Linked DNA regions of Homo sapiens: region 1 is linked to region 2. A link is a contact called in ENCODE Hi-C or POLR2A ChIA-PET data. All regions are on one chromosome and are shown on one strand. Each heading gives the region's core, a stretch centred on a gene start or an enhancer-like site at or near the end of the contact. The rest is flanking DNA. Distances are from core to core; before and after follow the strand shown. Region 1 holds the start of SCAMP2 (secretory carrier membrane protein 2). Region 2 holds the start of COMMD4 (COMM domain containing 4).

What was found. Hi-C counts contacts between places; a loop is a spot of excess contacts on that map. ChIA-PET counts read pairs that join two places held with the same protein, here RNA polymerase II (POLR2A). Pooled maps may share reads with other maps.
Region 1: a pooled map shows a loop between it and region 2 (2.8-fold over the local background). The contact joins the promoter of SCAMP2 here to the promoter of COMMD4 in region 2. A Hi-C loop is called at or near these places in 2 of 50 pooled maps. POLR2A ChIA-PET finds 5 or more read pairs at or near these places in 3 of 52 experiments (B cell, activated B cell and activated CD4-positive, alpha-beta T cell).

Annotation. Positions count from the first base shown.
Region 1 is chr15:74,871,932-74,874,641 of GRCh38, forward strand. It overlaps SCAMP2 (secretory carrier membrane protein 2), which reads right to left and starts at 1,434. Exons shown (of 9, transcript NM_005697.5): 1 at 1,268-1,434. The coding sequence starts at 1,324.
Region 2 is chr15:75,334,725-75,337,424 of GRCh38, forward strand. COMMD4 (COMM domain containing 4) reads left to right here and starts at 1,339. Exons shown (of 8, transcript NM_017828.5): 1 at 1,339-1,368. The coding sequence starts at 1,366. RefSeq lists enhancers at 1,173-1,222, 1,563-1,732.

The sequences.
Region 1 (2,710 bases), core at 184-2,683, 460 kb before region 2:
TTTCTCGGGAGGCTGAAGCACGAGAATCACTTGAACCCAGGAGGCTGAGGCTGCAGTGAGCCGAGATCGCGCTACTGCACTCCAGCCTGGGCGACAGAGCAAGAATTGTCTCAAAAAACAAAACAAAACAAAACAAAAAAAAAGGAAAAGAAAGAAAGCAGGAAGATTGTTTCTTCCTTGATTGCTGTTCAAAAGGTCAGGCCAGGCGTGGTGGCTCACACCTGTAATCCCAGCACTTTGGAAGGCCGAGGCGGATGGATCACCTGAGGTCAGGAGTTTGAGACCAGCCTGGCCAACACGGTGAAACCCCGTCTCTACTAAAAGTATGAAAATTAGCTGGGTGTGGTGGCATACGCCTGTAGTCCCAGCTACTCAGGAGGCTGAAGCAGGAGAATTGCTTGAACTCGGGAGGCAGAGGTTGCAGTGAGCGGAAATCGTGCCAATGCACTCCAGCCTGGGCGACAAAGCGAGACTCCGTCTCAAAAAAAAAAAAAAAAGTCAGGCCAGCTCACACGTCAGTGCATCTCAACTATGTTGCCACCACACACAGTTCCATCAGACAAACGTTCCCTGTGGGTCCAGAATTTTTCACAGTCCCCCGCACCTCTCCTCTCTCCCTAACCCGGGCTCTCCTATCTGGTCAAAACCCACTCCAAACTAGACCCATGGCCAAAATGTGGAATTCTTATCAAGGCCATTTTTCAACTTGGGCTACCTTCCCGCCCTCTCCCATCTTTCTTTCCCTGACAAATCTCAGGGGCTCTCCTGTACTTTATACACTAGTTTGGCTGGTGGTGGAGCGGTGGCAGGTGTCCTGGGCTTTTCCCACATTTTTCCCCTCCACCAGAGGCTTCACCACCTCCTCATATGTTGCTGTCACCCCCTCTTCTAAAGTGACTCAAGACAGGTGTCTATCCAAGAATGAGGGAATGCGATAGCCACATTTCGCTTCTCCCTGACGCTAGGAGACTTCCGGAAGGGTCCGACCGTACCTGCTCCAGTCCCCTTCCCTAGCACAGCCCAGCCTCCGGGTGCTAGAAGACCCCACTGTCTCCAACACTTCAGCGCCCCGCCTCCTCTGCAGTTCCACCTGCTGCTAGTCGCGCCCCTCACGCGTTACGATAGGCCAGACCTCAAAGCCCGCTCTCCCATTGGGCAGATGACCCGTCCCTCCTACGCCACGTCTCCCGGCTCTAGCGAGAGGCCCGGGCGGCGGCCGTGGGCCCTAGGGAAATCTGAGAGCTGGATGGCGGGAGAGGGGCTCTACCTGGAAGGGGTTTACATCCACTGGGTCCGCGAAGGGGTTGGTGTCGAAAGCCGACATGGTGATCGGGGGCCAGCGGGCGAACTCCGCGAACGCTGCTGCCTCCGGGCACCCAGACCCAGCGGCGCTTCGTGTAGACCCTCCACTTCCGGGAGCGAGGCAGCGGTTCTGGCGCAGGCGCGATGCCCTCCCCCGAGGGCGTGGCCCTATGACGGCACCGGGGTCGCTCCGCCCCCCCCCCCCCCCCCCCCGCCCAGCCCACAATAGTGCGGTGGGTGGGCATTCGGCTTCCGTCCACATCTTCGCTCTGCTGGGGATTCAGGGGTCTTGGCTGCGCGGAGCGTCTACGGAGCCAGAGGCGTGGCCGGAGTCCTTCCCAACTGCCTATCAATCTGACACCTTCCAATTTTATGTTTCTAAAGCAAACTCTCAAAAGTGGGACAGGAAACAGCCCCTTCACTTCTCTGTAGACCAAGTTTGGGAAGAAGTCCAAACTGATCCCTGGGCAAAGGACAGGGGTGACAGGTGAGGCCAGAGGCCTTGGGAGAACTAGGAAAGCGCTTCTTCTGCAGAACGTGCTCGGGGAAAGAGAAGTGCCAGGACCATCCAGCAGTCCTCCACCCGAGCTGAGCCTGCTTCTTCTAGGGCTGCTCGCCCTCTGATGTCGTTTCATCGTTTTAGGGACGAGGGTTCCTGGGCCCATCAGCTTTGGGACCTGAGTTGGGACTTGAACCTGGACATCAAACATTTATGAAGTGACTCACGGAATTCAGCAACACAGCCTCAATCATGGGGGAGGTGGCTGCTTCACTCTCCACAGCTCCGCTTTCCCCCGCCCCCGCCCCCCACAGGGTCTCACTGTCGCCCAGGCTGGAGTGCAGTGGTGCAATCATGGCTCACTGCAGCCTCGAGCTCCTGGGCTCAAGCAATCCTCCCACCTCAGCCTCCTGAGTAGCTGGGACTACAGCTGGTCACCACCATACCCAGCTAATTTATGGATTTTTTGTAGAGATGGGGATCTCACTATATTGCCCAGGCTCGTCTCAAACACCTGGGCTGAAGTGATCCTCCCGCCTTGGCTTCCTAAAATGCTAGGATTATACTCATGAACCACTGTCTGGCCAAATCCACCTTATTTATTTGGATCTGTCTGGTATTATTCATCTCTGCTGTCACCGAATCCCAGCCACTGTCATTTTTACCCTGAACTAATACAGTGCTGTTAATTGGTCTATTGTTCTTCATGTTGTAATCAAAGATATGTTTAAAGGGGGCAAAATTATCACAGAACTTTGTTAAAATTTTTCAATTAATTTCCATAAAGGGCTGGGTGCGTGGCTTATGCCTGTAATCCCAGTACTTTGGGAGGCAGAGGTAGGAGGATCACTTGAAGCCAGGAGTTCGAGACCAGCCTAGGCAACATACCAGGACCCTGGCTCTACAAAA
Region 2 (2,700 bases), core at 89-2,588:
AACAATAAAACCAGCTGCACCTGTTGCATGGGATAGGCATGGAATTGAGGAGAGAGCTCAAACTACAGTCAGCCCTCTGTATCCTGAGGTTCTGGATCCTTGGATTTAACCAACTGTGCATCGAAAATATTTGGAAAAAGTAAAACAATAAAAAAACACAGGTCGGGTGCAGTGGCGGGCGCCTGTAGTCCCAGCTACTCGGGAGGCTGAGGCAGGAGAATGGCGTGAACCCGGGTGGCAGAGCTGGCAGCGAGTGGAGATCGCGCCACTGCACTCCAGCCTGGGCAACAGAGCAAGACTCCGTCTCAAAAAAAAAAATTAAAAAACTTTATAACAGCTATTTACAAAGCATTTACGTTGTATTAGGTATTATAGTAATCTAGAGATGATTTAAAGTATACGGAAGGATGTGCACAGGTTATTTGCAAATACTATGCCATATTATATCAGGGACTTGAGTATCTGTGAATTTTGGTATCTCTGGGGTCCTGGAACCAACATCCTGAGGTTACCAAAGGACGACTGTATTCAATTTTGTCTCTGGTTATTAGTCTATTCTCAAATGTATTTTTCTTGTTGTTTTGTCTTTTTGTTTTTGCCTCTTCAAGTCAATGTCGGAAACTTAGTTGTTCTAGACTACCCATTAGCTCAGAGCTACCAGTAATCAGACTACCACTGCAACCTAAGCAACCGATTTTTCTTCCCCATCAGACTGGCAAAAATTAAGATAAGCATCTATTGATGTTGAAGCTGTAGGGAGTTTTCCTGAGCAAGTAATTATGACAGCCCTTTTTGCTAGGCACCTAGATGATTCATCAAAATGAAATAAAATACCCATGCACTTGAAGAAGTTATCTGGTTTATTTCCTTACCTGGGTGCTGGTTATGTGAGGTGTACAGTTGATGAAAACTTATTAAGCTTTATAATAGGTACAATTTTCTGTATGTGTAGTAGACGTCAATAGTTTTTAAAATGTCTTTTGCCACAGCCCGCAGCTGTGAATAATGCTATTCGCTTAACAGTGGAAAACGTGTCAATGACCTGAAACACCCTGGCTCCCGGGATCCTACCCCCTTAAGTTAAACAAATGAAATAACTTCCACTGTCTTTCCTAATGTCTTAATTCGGTCCTCAGTTAAACTGGCGGTTGGCGCCAGTTTTTTCCAGGGAAGGATTCTGGGAGACGGAGGAGGAGACGCCAGCATTTCGCCCCCTGCACCTCCAGCGGGCTGCGGTCCGCTCCCGGCCTCACTCGAGCAGGCCCCGCCCTCCCAGAGGCAGTTAGTCCAAGTCACGTGATCGTCGACTCAGCTGACCCTGCGGGACCGGAAAAAGAAATTCCCGGGCCCTGGCTTCTTGGCGCGATGGTGAGGCACTAGGGGCGAAGCGAGGCTTGGGCTGCTGGAGCGGGAATGAGGGGGCGCCAAGTGGCTCCGGAAACTGGGGGAGGTTGTACTGGCCTCTCCGCAAACACAGTGTGTGCGGGCGTGAGGGCTGTGAGTCTGGTAGGGAAAAGTCCACCACTCTCCCGCTCCCGAGACGGGGGCGGGGGTACGGGGCGGGTAAGACAGAGCAGGCCGGCCGGCTTAGAGTCCCGGTGCTTCCCTGGCGGAAGGAAGGGCCCCTGCCTCCCGGGGCAGGAACTAGGGCTTGTCTGGAGCTGGGAGTCCTTTCAGGTCTTCCCCATCCCCAAGAGGACCTCCCAAGGATACCCCCTTCCCCAGCCCTGCCGTGGGGCTTGTACAAGAAGGTGCTTAGAATCAGGCTCACTCTTCCACACTGTTAGGAAGCCCCTCCGCTCTTTCCAGAGCCAGAAAGTAGTAGTTTTGGGGTTGAGACTTATCCATCCATCCATCCAATCCATCCATCCGTACGTTCTAAGCGCCTGGTCTATACCATGAAGTGTGCTAGGCACTGGGAGGACTTGAGCTGCCAAGGGAAGGGGAAATCGGAGGCTTGAATTGGAGTCATAGCTAAGGCTCCAGGGGCAGAGACCTAACTGCGCCTTGTGTGTAGTGCTAAGGGGGCTTCCTAAGGATGCCATCAAACTTAAAGGCGGATGGATGGCAGGAGCTGGCTGGCTGAAGTACAGTTTGTGTACCAGGGGTAGGGAGGCAAGGGTGGGAGACGTGTGTCTTCAGACAGGGAACAGCATGTGCAGAGACTTCAGGTTAGAGAGAGTATGGCTCCCCAGGAATGGATGCATTTCCCATAGCTGGGAGAGTATCATCTGCAGGTTAGGGAAAGATGAGGCTGGACAAGTAGAGAACAAATCTTCCTGGCTCTTGGATCACCACAATCAAGATAATGAACGTATCCACTGGCCTCCATAATTTCCTTGTGTGAGGGGCTATTTTAAGAAGTATAATCAAGAAAGGCTGTTCTGGCTGGGTGCGGTGGCTCATGCCTGTAATCCTAGCACTTTGGGAGAGTGAAGAGGGTGGATCACCTGAGGTCAGGAGTTCGAGACCAGCATGGCCATGGCACTCCAGCCTGGGCAACAGAGGGAGACTCTGTCTTATTTTTTTATTTTTTAAAAAAAGAAGGGCTGGTCTGATGTGTCACTTAAAGGATAGCAAGCCACTGGCCAGGCGCCGTGGCTCACGCCTGTAATCCCAGCACTTTGGGAGGCTGAGGGGGACGGATCACTTGAGGTCAGGAGTTCAAGACCAGCCTGGCTAACATAGTGAAACTCTGTC